Linked DNA regions of Homo sapiens: region 1 is linked to region 2. A link is a loop called in an ENCODE intact Hi-C map of the cell type or tissue named here. Cell type or tissue: A673. All regions are shown on one strand. Links, peaks and the distances in the headings refer to the core of each region. The heading gives the core; the rest is flanking DNA.

Region 1 (11,165 bases), core at 1,998-9,997, 780 kb before region 2:
TCACTACTAAATAACATCAGCAAAAGATAATGGGGTAGGTGGGGCAGGGGACAATGCTTTGTTCCAGTGGGAATAAGATTTTGGCCTTTCTCTTTCTTTCAACTGAAATTCCTAAATGTCTATCTTTTCCCTGAAAAACAAAACAAACAAACAAACAAAAAACTCCATTATTTCTAGGAAAACTTACTCGTAAGTAACTAGTAAGTTACTTACCAGTCAGCAAAATCTGGGAAAATAAAGCTGGGCTCTGGGAATTAAAAACATGTTTGGTAATACAAAATTGCAGGCCACAGTTCATCTAATGGAGAGACTTCTTATTTGTATAACAATCAGGTTGTAATTTTAAAATGCTGATTAGGGCATGCACAGGGCATTCACAGGGGAAGGTGGAAATGAGACATCCTGTCTGATGCAACACTCCTGTCACCCCATATGGTCATTCATGGCACCCAACCATCTACAATTAAAGTAACTACTAGGTGAACAAACACCACTCCTGTCCTATTCTTCTTTTTATAAAGTCCATTCTATTTTTATAAAATCAAGTTACAGGAAATAATCTCCTTTCTCTTTTCTGCTATGGGGCAACACTCAGAACATGAACTGAGAACGAGTTGAACTCTAATGGACCAGTGTATGGTAGCCCTTTGAGAAAGGGTAAAGGAGGAAGGGCCCTGGGACAATGGAGCCAAGAGGGAGAGGGAGGGAAGGGCGATGTGTCAGTACGTGGAGGAAGCTCAAGGAGTCAGCCCTATGGTGCCAGGGTAGAAGAGGAGGGGTTGGGCTGTGGGGTGATTTCTGGGAAAGGAGATGATCGAACTGATTGGCAAGCAGGAAGCCCCAGCCAGAAGTCTGGCCGAGCAGCAGGTGCAACTGGGTTTTCTGTTTCTAATTATAGACAGTGTGTGTGAGATAGCATGGCTGCAGTGAATGAAGAGGCCCTATCATGTGCCCTTGTCCCCCAAATGGAACCATTATTTCTGGATTTATTGATTAAAAGGGGAGAGACAGGGAGCAAAAACTAACAACACTTCTAATATTCCTTGACTTATATATTCCTTCCCAAGAGTCAGGAAAAATGTTATTTCATGAAAGAGTGAATTGATGTCTTAATCTTCATTCTCTCCCCTCACCTGTCTTATTTTTGCCTCCAGAATAGCCTTCCTAAAACACCAAGGTGAATTACAGGTTCTCAATAAATGCTTGCTGATTGGCTGATGATCACGAAGACAGTTGCTTTCTACAAGTGCTTTTGCTAATGTCCTTGGAGCTGAGAGTCTGTTACCCATGCCAGTGCAGAGAGGTTCAATCAAGGTGTTTTTGTTCACCGAGGCATCTTCGCACTGGTCAAGAACACAGAGACGGGTTCAGCAGGTCAGCCAATCACCCTGCCTTAAATTTTAGAATATAATTATAGGCGATACTTGAAAATAGAAGACCAAGCTTTATAGAAAGCTTGGTTTGGAGCGTCATAGATCTTCTCATGTGACGCTAACCACATCTATCTGGTCTAGGAATGTTTATCCCCATCAGGCAGCTGCATATGCCAAAGTGGAGACTGTCGAGTAAGTTGCCAAAGGCCCTAGGACAGTTTTTGATGCAGGTGTAGTTTGTATTCTGTCCCTTCCACTGGGTGCCCAGGTTGCCTGTCACGCTGTCTCTTGGACTGCTTTGGCTCAAGGCTGGAAATAGAATTGGCATCTTAACCTGTGCTTCATCCTATGAAGGGACAGAGGAGCAAGGGGTGAAGAGATAGAGGCAGAATTGTGCCAAGAGGGCCACGGGCCAAGTACAAGGGGGAGAGTGTGGAGTCCTGCAGCTCTTCAAAGGGCACCAGCACTTTGCCTACATTTACCAAGGGTACATCTAGAAATATTCAAAAACGTCCTTTGCTCCCAAGCAGAGAGTTAGCCTGTGCTCCTGGCTGGGCATGGCTTGTTGGAACGTGCTGTACGACTTTAGGTTTCTTTCTAGTCTAGCGGTGGTGCAGGGAGTGGTAATCATTCTCTAGAATCAGTCACCCCTGGGAAGAAGGTGGATTCAAAGGCTTTGGGCTTAGGGTGAGAGGGGCGTGGCTAAGAATCCCGAGATTCTTGGTGAACAGTGCCATCTAGTGGTCTGTATGATTTAGTTCTAGGATGGTTGGGGGGACACCTCAGGAAAAACTGGCTTGAGTGATAAGATATGGGTAGCCAGTCCTAAAGCCCCAAAAGAAAGTCTCTGAGGCTCCCTTGTGTATTTTTCCAAAACCTCTTTACTGTCTATAAATGGAAAACACAGAAGCCTCCCTCACCACTTCCTCTGAAGGAGGAGAAGTTTGGAAGGAGTTTGTATATTCATTCATTCATCCATTCATTCATTTGACCAATTTTTATCATGTGCCTGTTGTGTGCCGGTCATGGCTCCAGGTTCTAGGGATATGACGCTGTCCAAAATAAATAAAAACCCCTGCCCACCTGGGCAGAGAGACCATTAACAAGAAAAATGAGATGTATAGTATCTTAGATGGTGATAAGTGCTAAGAAATGTATAGCAGTGAAAGTGTGTTTGGGAGTGTGGGGTGTAGGGAGGAGAAATTTTGCATAGGGTGGGCAGGGAAGGCCCCACTGAAAATTTCCATTTGAACAAGACCTCAGGAAGAAAAGGGAGCAGGTTATGCAGTCATATGGGAAAAAGCTCAAAGAGCAGCGAGGAGGCAGGGCCGCTGGAGTGGGGAGAAGAGTGGGGAGAACTACAGGCAAAGAGGTCAGAGTGACCTGAGAAATCACTGGAAGTTCTGACTTACACTGGAATTCGACACAGACAGCTGTGTTGAAAAGAAATTGAAGGTGTCTTGGGAGATTCACAATTCACTTTAGCACGTTCAAGTCTCCAGAAAGCCCAGCATTATGTTTATTTAACATTGTTTCCCAAGTACTTTCCAAGCTTATTTAAAGATAGATTCCCTTTCTTCCAGGAACACCCACTACTTCATGTGGGAACCTGAGAAAATGGAAATCAGCTCAGATGAGCAGACTGGAATGTTCCCAACAGTCATAAACAAGGCCAGCACAAGGCCAGGTGAAAACTGTGTTTAACCCAAGGCCACACTGTAGCTGCAAAATTACTGACATTGGCATATCTAATCCTTTCTTATCAAAGCCTCTCCCAGACCCACTCGATTTCTCCACTTGCTGAACAAAAATTTCTGAGATATCCGATGATGAAACCACCTGCTTCACAACACATCCATTCCTGACCTGATTCCTGTTTCTTCTACCTTTCCCTTCCTAGCATAACTTAACACAAACCTGGCAAAAAGCCCTTTCCCACAGCCTCTTACTGAGATGCCTCATGGTTCACTTGATGTGCACACCCTCTTGCTGCAGGAAGTTAATAAAACTGACATTGCCGAGGCGGATGGATCGTGAGGTCAGGAGTTCGAGACCAGCCTGGCCAACACGGTGAAACCCCGTCTCTACTAAAAATACAAAAATTAGCTGGGTGTGGTGGCACGTGCCTGTAGTCCCAGTTACTTGGGAGGCTGAGGCAGGAGAATCGCTTGAACCCGGGAGGTGGAGGTTGCAGTGAGCCGAGATCGTGCCGCCGCACACTGTACTCCTGCCTGGGCGACAAAGCGAGACTCTGTCTCAAAAAAAAAAACAAAAAAAACAAAAAAAACACCTAACATTGAAAAGGTTTATTCCTCTTATACTTTACCTGTAGGTGTTATCAGAGCCCAGCGTTTCATAGAACGAGGTGTAAGAACAGCTGGACAAAATGATCACTTCCTATTATGAAATTCTGAGTCTAAAGACATTGCATCCCCCCAAAACTGTCTTGTATACCAATCAAAAACAGCATTTTAAGAATGAAAAGGGTGAGGAAGTGTGGGTTTTTTTTTTTTTTAGACGGAGTCTTGCTCTGTTGCCCAGGCTGGAGTGCAGTGGCGTGATCTCCGCTCACTGCAAGCTCCACCTCCCAGGTTCACACCATTCTCCTGCCTCAGCTTCCTGAGTAGCTGGGACTACAGGCGCCCGCCACCACGCCCGGCTAATTTTTTTTTTTTTGTATTTTCAGTAGATACGGGGTTTCACTGTGTTAGCCAGGATGGTCTCCATCACCTGACCTCGTGATCTGCCCGCCTCGGCCTTCCAAAGTACTGGGATTACAGGCGTGAGCCACCGCGCCCGGCCCCGGCCGGGTTATTTTTATAAGTTACTCCTTGTCTATCTGGTCCCTTCTGCTGCTAACATTTTTGGCTGAACATTTGTACTATGGGATCTCTTGGCTTGATGAGGGTTTAATACGCTTCCCTTCTGCTGGGAGCCTCCTTGGACTTTCTTGGGCAATGCACAGATGTCTGGAGACAGACCAGATTGTTTCTGGGCAAAACAAAGCACATTGTCTCAGCTTTCTATTATTATTATTATTTTTTAGATGGAGTCTCACTCTGTTGCCCAGGCTGGAGAGCAGTGGTGTGACCTCAGCTCACTGCAACCTCCGCCTCCGGGGTTCAAGCAATTCTCTTGCCTCAACCTCTGGAGTAGTTGGGATTACAGACGTGCGGTGCGCGACCACGCCCAGCAATTTTTTTTTTTTTTTTTTTTTTTTGTAGAGACGGGGTTTCACCATGTTGGCCAGGCTGGTCTCGAACTCCTGACCTCAGGTGATCCACCCGCCTGGGCCTCTCAAAGTGCTGGGATTACAGGCATGAGCCATCGCGCCCGGCCTGTCTCAGCTTTCTTGAGCTGTGATGAGTGTATAGGCAATGGTGATTCACAAAAGCAGACTTGCATCTTAGAAAGCTCCCTACAGCAGCAGTAGAGGATGTCGGAGAGGGGCGAGTGATGGGGGCAGAGACCAGGTGAGAGGCTGGTATGTCAATTCAAGTCAGACACTGGAACTTAGGTGCTTGCTGTGGGTGGAGGTAGAATGTATAGGACTCAGTGGCCTATTACATGAGGGAACTGGGAGAGGCAGGTCAGCATGGAGATTGGTTGTCAGTGTAACTTGGGTTTCCCCTGACCTTACTGACTTCTGCGTGCAAATGGGCCTGTCGTGCAAATGGGCCTGTGTTATCACTTACCCAAATTTCACCGGCTTCTTCCTCTACCTTTTATAGAACATACAGCTCCCTCCAAAGCCTTTCCTATTAATTACTGGGAGTCCCCGGAAATGCCTCGCACGTGCGGGGACCTGCCCTTTTAGGCTTTGCCCATAGGGATTTTTGTTTCTGCTGATGAAGGCCCTTGTGATTGATGCCTAATTGCTGCCACCTGCTGGAGTCCACTGTAACAACACTGAAGTGTTTCTTCCCACCAGTACACACCCTTTCTGCTTGTATTGAAATGTTATTTATGTTTTCTCTCTCTTTTTTTTTTTTTTTTTTTTGAGACAGAGTCTCACTCTGTCACCCAGGCTGGAGTGCAGTGGTGCGATCTCGGCTCCCTGCAATTTCTGCCTCCCAGGTTCAAGCGATTCTAGTGCCTCGGCCTCCCGAGTAGCTGGGACTACAGACACCTGCCACCACACCTGGCTCATTTCTATATTTTTAGTAGAGACAGGGTTTTGCCATGTTGACCAGGCTTCTCTCTATCTCCTGGCCTCAAGTGATCCACCCCCCTTGGCCTCCCAAAGTGCTGAGATTACAATCGTGAGTCACCGTGCCCAACCATGTTTTCTCCTATCTTATGTTAATGTGGAGAATTATATTGAGTAATTTTTTATTGAAGTGAAATTTACATACAGTTAACCATTTTTAAGTGAACAACGCGGTGACATCTAGTGCGTTCACAAGGTTGTGCATCCACCTCCGTTATCTGGTTCCAAAACATTTCCATCACTCCGAAAGAAAACCCTGTACCCCTTAAACAGCTACTACCCATCCCTCCTCCCCAAGCCCTTGGCAATGACCAGTCAGCTTTCTGTTTCTATGGATTTATCTATTCTGGATATCTCATATAAATGGAATCACACAATACGTGGCCCTTTGTGTCTGGCTTTCACTTAGCAGAATGTTTTCAAGGTTCATCCACGTTGTAGCATGTGTCGGTATTTCATTTCTTTTTATGGCTGAATAGTATTCCTTTGAATACGCATATCACAATTTTATACATTTATCAGCTGAGGGACATTTGGGTTGTTCCCATCTTTTGGCTATTGTGAATATCATGAACATGTGCATACATGTACTTATTTGGTACGTGTTTTCAATTCTCTTGAGAACACTCTGAACTCCTAGGAGTGGAATTGCTGGGTCACCTGGTAATTCTATGTTTAACTTTTTGAGGAACTGCAAAACTGTTTTTCATAGCAGCTGAACCATTTTACATTCCTATAGCAGCATACAGGGACTCCAGTTTCTCCATATCCTTGCCAACACTTGTTATTTTCTGTTTTTTTGTTTTTGTTTTCCGAATTACTATAGCCATCCTTGTGGGTGTCATGAACACTAAAGTTTTATGAGATGCCTGCAAACTGCAAACCCTTGGGACATCTAACCAGTGCTCGATGCCCCAGCATTCTCACTGAGTCAAAGCCCTACTGTACTCTCAAGATCCCTGTGCTCATTCTGGGTCACACTCTTGACACCTGGACAATAAGTTTCAACACAGAGCTCTCTCTTTATGAAGCTCAAATGGGAGTTCAAGAACTCGATATCTGAAGCAGATCCCAGGCTTTCCTTCCTGGCCTGTTCTTTCCAATCTTATCTTTCATTCTCCTAGCTAAAATCTCTTGATATACCACCAGCTCTTTAGGTACACTGGGATATGATTGCTTCCAAACTTAGCTGCTTAGCTTCGGCCGGGGATCTCTATTATGCAGGGGTTGTTGTTGTTGTTGTTTGTTTGTTTTTGTTTGTTCATTTGTTTTGGAGACACGATCTTGCTCTGTCACCCAGGCTGGAGTGCAGTGGTGCCATCATGGCTCACTGCAGCATTGACTTCCCAGGCTCAACTGACCCTCCCACCTCAGCCTCCACAAGTAGCTGGGACCACAGGCACATACTACCATGCCCAACTAATTTATAGATATACATTTTTTTTAGAGAGATGATGTTTTGCCATGTCACCCAGGCTGTGATGGAGGTCCTTGTTAGGATGGAGAGTGGGGCCAATCATGCAGATGATACAGAAAAATAAACACTGAGGACCAGAAACTTTGGTCCCTTTGGCTGTAAGGAAAACCCTGTGTGACATCAAAGAGGGCATGTCTAGGAGGTATTTGATATCTGCATCTGGGGCTAAGGGTAGATATGTGAGATTGGGAGAGAGATCTAGGAGTCATTGGGGGAAGATGTAGTAGCTGAAGCTGTGAGAGGAGGCAGGCTGTAATGGAAAATGTGTCAGTTGGTAAAGAACTGGAACGAAATGTCCTGGTTTGACGTTTTGAGTATTCCTTTAATTTTAGGAACACTATCAGAAAAGAGGCTAGCTTGTGAGCTGAGTCGGCTGCAGCAGCTCTAAACCACACATTGCTGATGAGTGAGAACCTCTGTTATAAATGGAAATGTGAACTGGCAAATGCTCATTGGCTAAAGCTGAATGCACCAGTTTATTTTGGTACCTATTATGTCCATGATCTCCTATTTTCCTTATTGATTGCAAATACGCACGAGGAATAAAAAGCTGGCTTGCTTTCCAAAAACATGACTGAATGTTTTCACTGCTGAATATCTAAAGAGGGTACAGATTGGACCTTTCATTATTTCTCTGAGGTTAGAAATGTCCTTTGGTGGGTTTCTAATTTTTCATGAAAGGTCAGTTCCAGAGACTATTTACATGCTGTTAGGAAAAACATCAAGCAGACAAGACATATCTCAAAATATTTAAAGTGGCCCATTCCTAGGCTCTCAGCTCTTCTCTCTCCACTTCCTCTCCAGGGATCTGTTCCACAGATGGGGGCTTAAGTCAGCCTCTATCTATAGGTGACCCTTGTCTGACCTTATACTCTGGAATGCTCCATATGCCTCTGACTTTCATCCCAGGGAACATCAACACCCACTTCCGCTGGCATTCCTGATGGGATCTCTTTCTCCTGAGCAGTTGAAAGAGTCCTGCTTCAGTGACTCCCAGGGAAAATTGAGAGAGTCATTTTTTTAAAAAAAGAGATTTATCCCACACCAAAACAGGAATCACTCATTTTGCACCATTTTAGGCACTGTCTATTTTCAAGGTAGGCTGCTTTTTTTTTTCTCTCCTGTTCTTCCAATCCATGAACATAGTATAGATTGTTAAGTCCTTTTGAAGTGTAAAATTTCCCACAACCACATAGCTCAATTTCTTCTACCCCCAGGAGCTTTTTTTTCTTTTAATCACATTAGCCTGTGTATTTCTCCCAAAACAGTTATCAAAACTGAAATTATCTTGTTGATTTCTTGGTTTACATGTTTACTATCTGCCTCCTCCATCTAAAACAAAGTTCCATGAGGATGGGGTCTCCTGTCTTCTCCTAGCACCTAGAGCAATGCCCCCATGTATAGGTGCTCATGAAATGTTTGTTGGCTGACTGACTTACAGAATCAGTTGCTTAAATATCATACAAAACTTTCCATCATGAATGTCCTTTTTTTTTTTCCCTCTCTTGAGTAAGGATGTTGTCCTGATTTAACTAGCATTATTGACAAATGCCAATTAACTGTATTAGTGGCTCTCAAGCTTTTGGATGCTCTTTACACTCTTAAAAATTATTAAGGACCCCAAAGAGCTTTTGTTTGTATGGATTATATCTATCATTACTTAGTGAAATAGAAATTAAAACTGAGAATTTAAAATATTTATTAATGCATTAAAGTAATAATAAACCCATTATATGTTAACATTAATATTATTTTTTATACCCCCAAACATACAAAACACAGGGAGAACAGAGGCATCGTTTTTTGTTTTTGCATATCTCTTTCATGTCTGGTATAATAGAAGACAGCTGAATTCTTATATCTGCTTCTGTATTCAACGTATCATATCACAACATCATGTAGCCTTTGAAAAACCCCTCTGTGCACTTGTGAGAGAATGTGAGTAAAAAAGGCGAATAACATCTTAGATTTTTTTTTTTTTTTTGAGACAGAGTCTCACTCTGTCACTCAGGCTGGAGTGCAGTTGCGTGACCTCGGCTCACTGCAACCTCCATCTCCCAGGTTCAAGTGATTCTCCTGCTTCAGCCTCCTAATAGCTGGGATTACAGGAGCGTGCCACCGCACCTGACTAATTTTTGTATTTTTAGTAGAGGCAGGGTTTCACCACATTGGTCAGGCTGGTCTGAAACTCCTGACTGCGTGATCCACCCGCCTTGGCCTCCCAAAGTGCTGGGATTACAAGCATGAGCCACCGTGCCCGGCCCATCTTAGATTATTTTGTAAATAGTTTTGACTTCATAGATGCCCCAAGAGAGTCTTGGGTAAACCCAGGGATTGCTGAAGCACATTGAGAACCAAAGATTGATATTAGTGGAGAGGAATATTTTTCTTTGTCTTTGAACTACATTATCTTTAAACACTACTTTTCTCTTCGATATCCTTTGCTTAGCTTAATATTAAAATACATTTGCATTCCTCAAATCTGCCAAAGGTGGCCAAGATACATAGTGAGGAAGGGGTGATGGAAAAACAAACCAAAGGTTAATAATTCGTTGCTTTTATACAGACACATCCACATACAAACAAAAAAACAATAAAAACATGTGCCTTTGTGAAGCATGCACTGTGTGCTCTATATTTTCCAAAGATTATCTCTATTATTATATCAACATTTCCAGGCAGGAATTATCAGCTTCATTTCATAGACAAAGAAATGGAGGCTCAGAAAACCAAAATAATGTATGAAAGATTGCCAAGCTAATAAGTAATAGAGAGGTGACTGCCACCCCCAAATCTCTTTTCTTCCAAAAGCATGGCCTTTTTGACCATCAAATTCTAGATTACCACAAAATGGGAGGGAAAAACTCAGAAACAATGAAGAGTTCACTGTACACATTAGCCTTATTGTTTTGTATAAATGAATAAAAAAACTAACTCCTTTTTTTCTTCTAGTGATGTGTAAATTTAAAAATTCAATGCATTTTTTCCCCCAGATTTGAAAAGTAATACACCCACAGCAGAAAACTGAAAGACAACTAAATGTCCATCAGTAGGGGACAGGGTGGTTGCATTAATTGCGACACACTTGTGGATGCAATACTATGCAGTCATTAAAAAGAACAAAGCAGCTCTATTGGTACTGAAATAGAACTATCTCTAAGATGGGAAAAAATAAGGTGGCTCAAGTTCTACAGTATGCTGTCATTTGTATTTAAAATGTATATATGAATATGCACTGGTAACTGGTTGCTTTTGTGAATTCAGTAGAGGGACAAGCAGGAGGCAGCTTATTTTTCTGTAACCATAATCTCCTCCTCCCCCAGACATAGACCTTGATGTGTGGTATGGACAGAAACCCTAACTTTTCAGAGAGCAGAACCATCCAGCCATGTGTAACATCAAAACATCACTCTCACAGCCAATTCAAAATGGCTAAGCCCCTCTATTCTTTTCCCACCTCCTCCTTTCCGTTCCGTCTCTCTCTCTGCCTGAGTTGGGGCCATGAGAGGGGATTACTGGGAGAGGGGGGAGGTCTTCGCCAGGGATGTCCCTGTAGTACTTTCTTGCCTAATGCTTTTCTACTAGGGGAGCTCTCCAAATGTCTGCAAATGCCTGACTGTCTCAGAGGCCCCCCACTTGTGGGGTTATTCAGAGGACTCCCGTGAGACCTTCTGAATGGCCTAGTTTCTTTTCTTTTTTTTTTAGACAGAGTCTTGCTTTGTTGCCCAGGCTGGAGTGCAGTGGCGCGATCTCGGCTCACTGCAAACTCTGCCTCCCAGGTTCAAGCCATTCTCCTGCCTCAGCCTCCCGAGTAGCTGGGATTACAGGCACCCGCCACCACGCCTGGCTAATGTTTTTGTATTTTTAGTAGAGACGGGGGTTTTACCATGTTGGCCAGACTGGTCTTGAACTCCTGGCCTCAAGCAATCCGCCCGCCTGGGCCTCCCAATGTGCTGGTATGACAGGCCTGAGCCACCGCGCCCAGCCTGCACTGCCTAGTTTCTAATAGGAGTGAGGAGGTGTGGTTCAGCTGTCTTCTTGTGCTCAGCTCCTTCCCCAGTGCCCCACCCACACAACCCCTTTCTTCTGTGGCCCAGGCAGGTGG
Region 2 (11,165 bases), core at 1,330-9,329:
TCAAACCTAAACTTCCACGGTCTTCTTCATCCACTTGATGATACTAGTAGAAGATACGTTCAGAGACATAATTGCTGATAATTCTACTCTTCCAGAGGCTCAGACAAAACAAAAAACAAAAAGCCCTTGTGTCATTGACTCCCTTTCTCCCATACTCCATGTACTATAATCTCCACCTTCTCAATATTCAGAATTAGACCACTTCTTATTCACCTTCCTGATTCAACTCACCATCTCTTGCCTCATCAAATGCAATGGCCTCCTAACAGGTCTCTTGTGCTCTGTCCCCTCATATCTGATTATTTTCAACACAGCAGCTAAACTGTTCCTTTCAAATATGCCTAATGTTGCCACACCTCTACTCAAAACCCTCCAATGACTTCTGATCTCATTGAATGTCAATAAAATGTCCATAAGGGCCCTTTCGATCCCATCTTCCACTAGTGTCCCCCTTAATCAGTTAGCTAAAGCTTCACTGGTTCTGTTTCTCAAATATGCCACTCACACCTTGCCTCAGGGCCTTTGTACTTGCAGTACCAACTCACCTTCTCAGTGTAGTCTTGCCTACATGAGATCAGTGTGCTTTCATCTGCAGCACCAAGAGTCCTTATCTCCCTCCCCATCATCTAACATACTATGTATTTTTTTAAAGTAGGTAATTTGTCTTACTATAATAAAAGCTCAGTGAGGGCAGAGACTTTTGTCTATTGTTTCAATAATGTATATGCCTAGTGCTTAGAAAAGTGCTTGATTCTTAACTGACATACAATAAAATATTTGTGAATACTGAATAATAATGAAAAGCAGTCTTTCTTTGAAACTTAAAGACTTTAGGCACCATCATAGACGGCTCTAAAAACTATCTAGTGTCTTAATTTGGTGAAGGTAAATTCAAAGGATGCCTACTTACTAAAGAATTAGAAGATACAGATAAGGCCTTTTAAAATTAGCAGATATGATAACACTAGAAGCTGAGATTTCTTACCAATTTGTAAAGCTTGATGTATAATTTTAATCTCATTCTATCACAAACTTGATTTCATGTACACTGATGTATGAGAATTTAAATGTAGTCAACAGAAAACCAATATCAACTACATCATAATCACATAACAATATCAATAGTATAATTTGGCCAAAGAAATTACTAGCCAATACATATACATCACAACTAGCACTCAACATCTTTTCCTACAACTATATGACAAAGATATGTTAATAAATAAAAATTAGATAAGGTGAACCAAAACAATAATGGTATTATTCTGTCAGTAAAATGACTATAGTATTATGGTTAATTAGACATATAAGAATTACAAAACAGAAAGGAAAGTAAAATTGCAACCCAGGTGAGGAATTCATTTTCTTTCTTTCTGTTTTTTTCTTGAGACAGAGTCTCGCTCTGCCGCCCAGGCTGGAGTGCAGTGGCGCGATCTTGGCTCACTGCAACCTCTGCCTCCTGGGTTCAAGCAATCCTCCTGCCTCAGCCTCCCAACTAACTGGGATTACAGGCACGTGCCACCACACCCAGCTAATTTTATATTTTTAGTAGAGACAGGGTTTCACCATGTTGGCCAGACTGGTCTCGAACTACTGACCCTCAGCCTCCCAAAGTGCTGGGATTACAGGTGTGGGCCACTGCACCCGGTCTGAGGAATTCATTTTCATTAATTAAGCACGTTATACTATAGTCACAACACAGAAGCTGGAAAGTCCTATTATCATGAATTTGGATGAAACGTAATAATAAAACCTAAAAAACATCTTGTTTTAGCGGAAAATACTGGGTTGCAAAAACCTGAAACTTAGATTGGGTTAACTCACAACTTAAAGCTCAAAAATCAAAGTTTGAACATAAAAGAAGGGCCACCTCAACAGTTGCCAGTTTAGTCTTAGAAGGCAGATCCAGGTTCTATGCTTATATCATTATTTAGTTTAGTTGATAGATACCCCTTGATCAGTCCCAATTGTTAACTGAGAAACCTAATTAGCATCCATCTCTTGGTCTCAAATTATCAAAGGGATAAATTTTGATAGTGTGAGATAGCTCTTTTATTGGCAAATGTGTAACTCTGCAAAGGTATATATGTAGACACGGTGAAAAAATTACTTCTGATTAGTGTACTGATACTGTATTTATTTGAGAATCTTGCACACACATCACGTAACAACAGGGATATGTTCTGGGAAATGCATCATTAGGCAATTTTGTCACTGTGCTAAGGCAATAGCCTATTACACATCTAGGCTATATGATACAGCCTGTTGGTCCTAGGCTACAAACCTGGACAGCATGCTACTATACTTAATACTGTAGGCAACTGTAACACAATAGTAAATATTTGTGTACATAGAAAAGGTACAAGAAAAATACAGTATTATATTTTATCATCTTACTATGTGGCCCATTTTTGACCAAAATGTTGTTATGCAACACATTACTATATTTATGCAAGTGTGGCTGCAAGCCTTATAACCAGGAAGTTTTGTGTATTTTGCCTATTTTTACGATGCTTGAAGGCCAGGTACAGTGGTTCACACCTGTAATTCCGACACTTTGGGAGGCCAAGGCAGGAGGATCCCTTAAGCCCAGGAGTTTGAGACCAGCCTGGGCAACATGGCAAAACCCCATCTCTACAAAAAATACGAAAATTAGCTGAGTGCAGTGGTGCATGCCTGTAGTACCAGCTACTCAGGAGGCTGAGGTGGGAGGATCACCTGAGCCTGGGAGCTTGAGGCTGCAGTGAGCCGGGATTGTGCCACTGTACTCCAGCCTAGGCAGCAAAGTGAGACCCTATCTCAAAAACGAAAGAAACACCAAATGATGCTTGAAATTCTTGAGAACTTGATTTTTTAATTTAAAACGGTAATTTAATTTGCAAGAGTTGTTTAGGCACTTGGGAAGAATCTGTTCATTAAGTTTAAAATATTGCCTAAGTGTTTGTATGAATCAATTCATTCAAAAATTCTAAGGAAAGTGATAAATATGTAAGTAGTGTTAAATATCTGAGAGTAACTGAACCTGTTATATGTGATAATGTGTAAGTTAAAGTGATTGCTTTCTATTTACAAAAAAATACATTCAAGACAAAAAGATCTATAAACATACCTAGTTTATGTTTAAAATCTGAATGTAAATTAAAACAAAGTAATTGTCAATGTTCCTTCTGCACTTGAAAACTAGCCTCAGATACTTAAAAAAAATTACTAACAATTTTAGTGCCAGGTTTTTGCATCATTTTTAATATGAGCTACTCATTATTCAATTATCAGCACTAAATAACAAAGAATTCACTTCAGTATACAAAATGACTTGTCTTAAATTTTCAACTCTTAAAGCTTATTATTAATATAATCATATTTATTTTTCTTAAAGAGCAGCATTGAGAATTGCTTACATATATTATAAATAAAAAATAATTAAACTTTTACCTGATAAGAATAGCTGATATAAAAATTATTCATCTGAGAATAAATTCTTTCATTTTAGGAAATAAGCTATTTCAGGAAAGAAAATAAAAAATCAATGTTAGCAAATTAAAAATACATTAAGGATAAACATTTCTATTTCTCAAAAATTAATGCCTATTTACATGTTACACAAAAATACAGTATGGTATTTTAACAAACTCAGGGCACAATTAGAATGAAGTTTTGAGTAACTAACAGAACAACAATAAAAACAATAATAACAACACTTATCCTAAGTAAAATTAATTGTGCTCCTATAAAACGTTGTTAGTACTACTAGCAAAGGATTTGTCATATTATAGTTAGTTATATAAAATAATAGCTAGTTATATAAGTTATATAAGTAATATATTATATATATTTTATGTAAGTTATATAAGTATCTATCTTACAGATCTCCACGATCTTACAGGGCCAAAACTGATAGTCATCCGAGTTCTCTCCAAAGAATCCATTTCTGGAAACATAATCACTTAAAATATTTGTTAAATTACATTACTCTAAAAATGTTTTAATGATTAAAACCAAAATACTGACCTAAGATAATTTGTGCAAATTTAAAAGAAAAAAATTATTTTAAAGAAAACCCACTGTCTTTACTGAAAACAAACTAGAAAAAAAAATTAAGAGCCCACAAAAGTAAGATGTAAAGTACACTCATCATGTTTTTTCTTGCCTTATTAGTCAGTAAACACTCACTCAGTAAAGCTCAGCTTTTACTTTCCTTTGAAAATTTGACCATGAATGGGAAATATAAGGTTGGTGATGTTGCTTTTGCCTAATATGTATATTTATTTATTTATCTGTACTGACATAGAAAAAAGTTTTGAGATCAGTAATTTAAGACATTTTAAAATTAGTATGTTCATAAACATGAACTGTACACTGTAAATAAATATATTTCACTTTTTGCCTCCTTTGCTTTCCAGCTCACTTACCCTTGTTTTCCTAAGAATTAAGTTATATTTCTCCTGAGTCAGATTTTGTTACTGTGAAAAAGGGAACATAATTTAATTTAACAACCAAAATATATTCTGAGTATATAAAAACTAAAAAAAAATTTGAATGTCTTTTAAAATTGTTTACAAGAGCATGTATTCATATACATTAAAAGCAAAGTAACTAAATGAACAAAATAAATAACATGATTGTGACTACTCAACTTTCACTTTGCAGGAAAAAAAATTTACTTTGCACCAATTACACATTCACAAATGTAAAGTGAAAGTTACCAAATCTACGTGCAAAAGCAGGTAATTTTCTTCATTAGTCATGCTCTATCTTCAGATGACATAACTTTCTTAGGATGGTCAGGTTCTAAAAAAAACTATGCTTTTTCGTGACTGCCTTAGTAAACTATAGATATAATTTTGTTGCTTTTACTAAACTTAAGTATTCAAGGTTACACATAATTACAAAAGCACATCCCAAAAAAGAGGTCCCTGGGTATTTATGTGAACATTATATATACTTTAGGAAAGTGTATAGCAACTGCCCCCAGCAATGGGGGAAAATATCAGCCACGTACTTTGTACCGAGAAAGAACACTTTTAAATCCACTGCTAGAGCCTAAAATCACAGATGTCTTATTACACAATAAAGCTAAAAGTTCATTAAATTTTGCCTACATTAAAGAATGAATAATGCCACTGAAAGGTTTTGCTTATTTAAAGTAATTCAGTACCAAATCCTTCTGTCATTGCTGTTGTTGTTGTCTAATACAATAATCACACTCTCAATATATTTGTTTTATGAAGTTAATACTTTCATTTGGTTGAAATGTAATGTCAACTAGCATTATTTACACTATTTTATACCTTGAGCCAATACATGGGTTGTACAAGGAAGTATTTCTAAGAAAATATTAGCCATGCCTTTAACTCTATCAAAAATGAAATTCTGGTTCTTATTAAAAAGAAATAGGCGCACTGCACTTACAATTCTTAATTTAACCCTTGAAAGAGTTTATTCATATCCTACCATGTTCCAAAGTCAATGAGGTAAGTTACTAAATAAATCTACACACTGATCTACTTACAATTTTATAGAAGAGATTCACTAAAGTTTACCAATAAAAACAAATACCCAATAAAATATTTTATTCAAGAACAAAATTAAATGTGCCCTTTGCAAGGAAGATGACAAAAAATTTATATGTTCCAAGAGTGATGAAGGAAAAGGTATGGCTTAATTCTACCACCTCCATAGATAACTGTCATTCTAGCCACAGAGTCAAAGAATCAGACTATTACGTAAGATTCTACACACAGTCTTCCTTTAATTATAATAACTAAAACCTTCTGAATTTTACTTTAAATTAAAGAAATGTAATTTCACATACCTAATTACCTAAGCCTAAAATCATGTACTAGAACAAGGGCTCATTTCACTTATTATGATCAATGACTGCCACCTAGTGGATATAACTTTCCTCAAATCTCTATATTGAGATTTCCTAGTGCTTACACTTCAGCTTTTACGGATGACAACTTCCATTCAAAGTGGCTTTTTTAGAAATTAAAAAGGAGAAGCAAGAAACTTTCACATTGCTTTATGTATCTTTTCTATGCATTAGTTATGAATTAGTTTTTTATTTAGATTGGAACATTACGTACTTATTTAAGAAGATGGCATAAACTTAAAGATAACTTAAAAATAAAACTATTCTATTACAATTCCTTTAAATCACAAATTCAGAAGCACTGTTTCTGAATGGTGAAAAAGATGACATACAAACTATATAGTTCAATATACTTCAATACAAACATGCAGCTTCACTTAATTATACATACGTTTTATTTAAAGAAAAGCAAAACACACAACCACAGCATTTCAATTAAGGAGCTTAGAAAAATTTCAAGTGCGTTCTTGGTTCTCCAGTTACCATTCCAATAAAAAACTTTTTAAACCAAAGTTAAAATTAAGTGAAAAAGAAAGAAGTCCCAGTAAGCAGACCGAACAATACAAATTCAAAATACTACTCTATCTTCTTGTGTTCGTTCCCACCAAAGTGTGCTGTTTAAAGTTCCACAACTATTATCTTCCTCCTCTTGTTCTTTAGTGAGTTCTACAAAAACCTAGGTGAAAAGAAATAAATGAATACAGTATGCTGTATCTCAAGTACCTCAAAGAACTTTTAACTAAATCAGAAATGGTACAAGGCTATATCTAGTTATATCAACAAGTATCAAGAGATTTATTAACATTAACATTATTCAAACAGATTATTTTCAAAAGTTACATGCAAAGATGAATACTATTTTAGATTAATAGATATGTTTTTTAAAAAATAATTCATAACTACTTAAACAATGTAATTTCAAATACACTAATGTGAAACACCACCATCATGACTCACTTTCTTTACAAAATGAAAAAAACAGATATTCAAAATCAGCAAATGAAAGTTAGCTTGATTTAAGCATTCCATATTGCACACATGTATCAAAACATCACTGTACCCAATAAACAGTGTGATTTGTCAATTTAAAATAATATCAATTTAAAAAATAAAATTTAAAAAATTAGTAAGTGAAGAACCTAAGGTTGATTAAAATTATACCAAGTTTAAGATCATTCTGTACCAATTTGTCACTGGTTTACGATATCTCTCCCTCTCTAATATAAACCAAAACAATCGATATCAGATACTTTCTTCTATAAAATAATTTTTAAAAATTTAACTTTATAGTACCTGTTCCAATGTTGCTTGAGAAAAGCTATATTCTTCAATGGCAAAAGCATGTTTAGCTATTAAAATATAAAAATAGTATTTTACTTATCAATATCTGAAAAAAATGGCAATACCTACCAAAGTGGCTAACAATGTTTTAAAATATCTCTGTAATCAACCCACTTAAATTTGAAGCTGCCAAAACATGTTATTTTTCCCGCTTACTTCCTTTCTCTTCCCCACACCTATAATTCCTCTATAGCCCTAAGTACTGTATGTTGAATGTTACTTGTCTTATTTCACTTTTTCTAAGTTCTCCTCCATTATCTTTTTCCTGGTGATTCTTTTCATGTCTTCTTTTGATCCCTGCTCTCTTATCTCCCATTCTCCAACTCCACTGTAGCCTATTCTGGCTTCTTGAACTAGATTCTGGATATTGGTCCTATCTCCATAAACCTTTTGTTTTGTTTTGTTTTGTTTTTAAGACAAGGTCTTGCTCTGTTGCCCAGGCTGGTATACAGTGGCCTGGGCAACACAGCAAGTATACAATCATGGTTCACTGCAGCCTCGACCTCCCAGGCTCAAACAATCTTCCCACCTCAGCCTCCTGAGTTAGCTGGGACTACAGGCACATGCCACTATACCCGGGTAATTTTAAAAAATATTTTGTAAAAACAGAGTCTCACTATGTTGCTCAGGCTGGTCTTGAACCATGGGCTTAAGGGATCCTCCCGCCTCAGCCTCCCAAAGTGCTGAGATTATAGGTGTGAACCACCATGCCGGCCAATAAACATGAATAAACAATGAACATCATGCAGGCCATATATTACAGACCAAAAAATAATTAATTAGTGTTCTTGGCAAAAGTAAACCCATTAATCCATAGCTGCAACAAGAATATATACAGTATCAGGAAATCTTTTTGTATTCAGTAATCACATAAAGAACAATCATAAAAATCCTGTAGTTATTTTGAAAATTATTAATAATAAACCTTATACATAAATATAGGTTGTTTCACAGTTTATAAATGCCATAAAATAATCTGCATATGAATACCTGATTCTTCCAGGAGGTGATCTCCCTCAACTGTCACCAGCATATATATATTTATCCTACATACCACTTATTTTTTAAATGCCAAGATTCTATAAGCTTCCTTAAAATTTTGGGGACTGCCCACCCCTCGCTACACTCAGAATTCTCTTTGCCACTGGAGTCTTGATAGTGTTGCTACTTCTATGGACCAGTATGAAGTAAGGATTCAAGAAACTCAGAGCTCTTGCTGCTGGACTAACTGCAAAGACTCGATAATTAAGCTGACCCTTCTCATAGATGCAATGTGATAAACTGTGTCAATGCTCTCTAAAAATTGTAAAAGGTTTACATTACAATAGAGTTTATCTACAAAATCCCTATGACATTAGTGTTTACCTGTGTCTTAGATTAAATGAATAAAAGGTTATCTTCTTATCTGCCATAGTTTCTAAAATAAACCGAGTCCCCAGTTTTAAACTTTTTAAATAAAATTCTTTCATAATTTGAGAGCTACAACATAAGTGCTTTTCAACTACTTACCTTCTTCCAGCTTAAAAAAAGATTGTGAAAGGGACTGAACATCTTCCTTAGGAATTTTATAAGCCAAAATAGAAGATACTACTTACCTTCTTCCAGCTTAAAAAAAGATTGTGAAAGGGACTGAACATCTTCCTTAGGAATTTTATAAGCCAAAATAGAAGAAAAACTGGAAAAAAAGATAAAATATGGAAAAAAATTAAAAATTACTACTATTATGTTCTAAAGCTAAAGTTCAACATGTTTAAAATTCAAAATTAAATTCAATAACTTATTTTGGTATTTAGTTGGATGAAAATTGTTTAAAATAATAACATTTTCATGCAAAACAACTCTCATTACTACTAAGAATGTTAAAAAAATTTAAATACTACTGAATATTGAAAAATCTAATACTAAGGCAGATATAAAACACCAGCCATCAGACTTCATTAGTCCAGTATTGGTGATAATACAGAGAGAGATATATAAATTATCTATCTACAGATACATATATTTCATATATATGAAAAAATATACATATATATTCACACACAGAGATATATATATATATGGTCTATGAATGAAAAGATGATTTTTCACTTAATCCTTAATATAATAACTTTTTATAACCTTTGCTCTATAAAGAAATATAACCACATTCTTTAAAATTTTACCTTTCCTGACGGCTTGCATTTGGGAAAATATACTGAATTTCTCTTTGAAGGCGGTCTACTTCTAGGTTTTCTATCCAGTCCTTCAATTTAATTTCCAAAAAGTAGCCTTTTCCAAATTTACTCTTTAGATGTTGTACTGTTCCGATACATCTGAAGTAATTTTTTAAAAGAAAGCTCAGATATAAAATGACAGCTTCAAAGAATAATCTCTCACACATATAACTACATTTTAAAAAAATATACCTTTATATTTAGAGAAAAATTACAAAGAAAATACAGCATCCCCATACACTCTTTATCCGGTTTCAGTTTCCCTAATCTTATCATCTTATATTACCATGGTAAATTCCTCACAACTGAGACACCGACATTGGTACATTCCTTGTCACTGAACTCCATACTTTATTTAGATTTCACCAATTTTCTATTAGTGTCCTTTGTTTATTCCAGGTTCTATCCAGGATACCGTAGTGTTCTTGGCTGTCACGTCACCTTAGTCTCTAACTGTGGGTGACAGTTTCTTACTCTTTCTGTCTTTTTCATGATTTTGACAGTTTTGAGAAGTACTGGTCAGGTGTGTGTTAGAAGGTCCCTCAATTTGGGTTAGTCTGATATTTTTCTCATGACTACACTTGGGTTATGGGTTTTGGAGAGAATATTACACAGCTGTAGTACTTTTTCCATCATATCATATCAGTGAATACATGATATCTGCACAACATCGTTTAGTTAAGGTAGTATTTGCCAGCTTTCTCAACTGTAAAGTTACTATTTTTCTCCTTCTGTCGTTCATTTTTTACAAGAAACTGGCTAAGTCCCGTCCAAACTTGGGGGATAGGAGATTAAGCCTCCTCCCTTGAAGTGGGTATTATCTACATATATTATTATTTGGAATTGTTCTGTAAGGAAGATGTACCTCTTCTCTGACACATTTCTTTACTCAATTATTTATTTATGTAAGTAGAAACTCATATGTTTATTTCATATTTGTGTTACATAATTAATCCAATATATAACAATTTTTTGAAATAACAAGTACTATGCCTAAAAATAATATTCCAAGTTATTGAAATATTAAGTGAATTCAAATTCAAAGTAGACAGCCATATTTTTAAAAAACTCAACATACTTCCAAGTCAATCTATCAAAAGCTAACTCAAAAACTAAAATATTTAACATTTAAATTACTAACTATTGCCATGTTTTTGAAATGATGACTTTCAAAATCCAACCCCCAACCTCTTCCCCTGAATGGCACGCTATTTAGACATCAACCTTAACTGCCCAGACACCATGATAGCTACTCGATCACAGACAGCCTCTGCCTCCTCCATATAGTGAGTGGTCAGAATAGCAGCCCGCTTTCTGTTTTTAAATGCAGTTCGAATTGCTCGCCTATAAAACATAAATAAAACAAAAAGAGAGGAACACATCTGTTTGTTAAAAAAAAATGGGTTTTTAAAAATCCAACCGGTTGGTTAATTAAGTTAATTAAAACTTACCAAATATCAATTGCTATGGCTATTACATCCTGCCCAACTATGATTTTTTTTTTTTTGAGACGGAGTCTCGCTCTGTCCCCCAGGCTGGAGAGAAGTGGCCCGATCTCGGCTCACTGCAAGCTCCACCTCCCAGGTTCACACCATTCTCCTACCTCAGCCTCCTGAGTAGCTGGGACTACAGGTGCCTGCCACCACACCCGGCTAATTTTTTTTTGTATTTTTAATAGAGACGGGGTTTCACCGTGTTAGCCAGGATGGTCTCGATCTCCTGACCTCGTGGTCTGCTGC

The links. Peaks named below come from ENCODE experiments on the same cell type or tissue, not always from the same donor. Only the 100,000 strongest peaks of a DNase experiment are listed, where the experiment ranks them.
Region 1: it touches region 2 in a loop (10-fold over the local background); 10 of 110 quality-filtered maps call a loop at or near these places.

The regions. Positions count from the first base shown.
Region 1 is chr17:68,461,057-68,472,221 of GRCh38, forward strand. It overlaps a transcript of PRKAR1A not described here. Among named protein-coding and RNA genes, the nearest start is that of WIPI1, 9.1 kb to the left of the region's middle. RefSeq lists a silencer at 5,232-5,281. In A673, for the core only: CTCF peaks have their summits at 2,140 (motif pointing left), 5,268 (motif pointing left) and 5,474; DNase peaks (open chromatin) are centred at 2,075 and 5,235.
Region 2 is chr17:69,241,097-69,252,261 of GRCh38, forward strand. ABCA5 (ATP binding cassette subfamily A member 5) reads right to left here. Exons shown (of 39, transcript NM_172232.4): 35 at 10,651-10,770; 36 at 9,376-9,525; 37 at 8,809-8,888; 38 at 7,166-7,221; 39 at 3,215-6,548. The coding sequence ends at 6,441. It also overlaps a transcript of ABCA10 not described here. Among named protein-coding and RNA genes, the nearest start is that of PRO1804, 12 kb to the left of the region's middle. In A673, for the core only: a CTCF peak has its summit at 5,884 (motif pointing left); a DNase peak (open chromatin) is centred at 5,875; H3K4me3 peaks cover 1,107 bases; H3K27ac peaks cover 1,003 bases.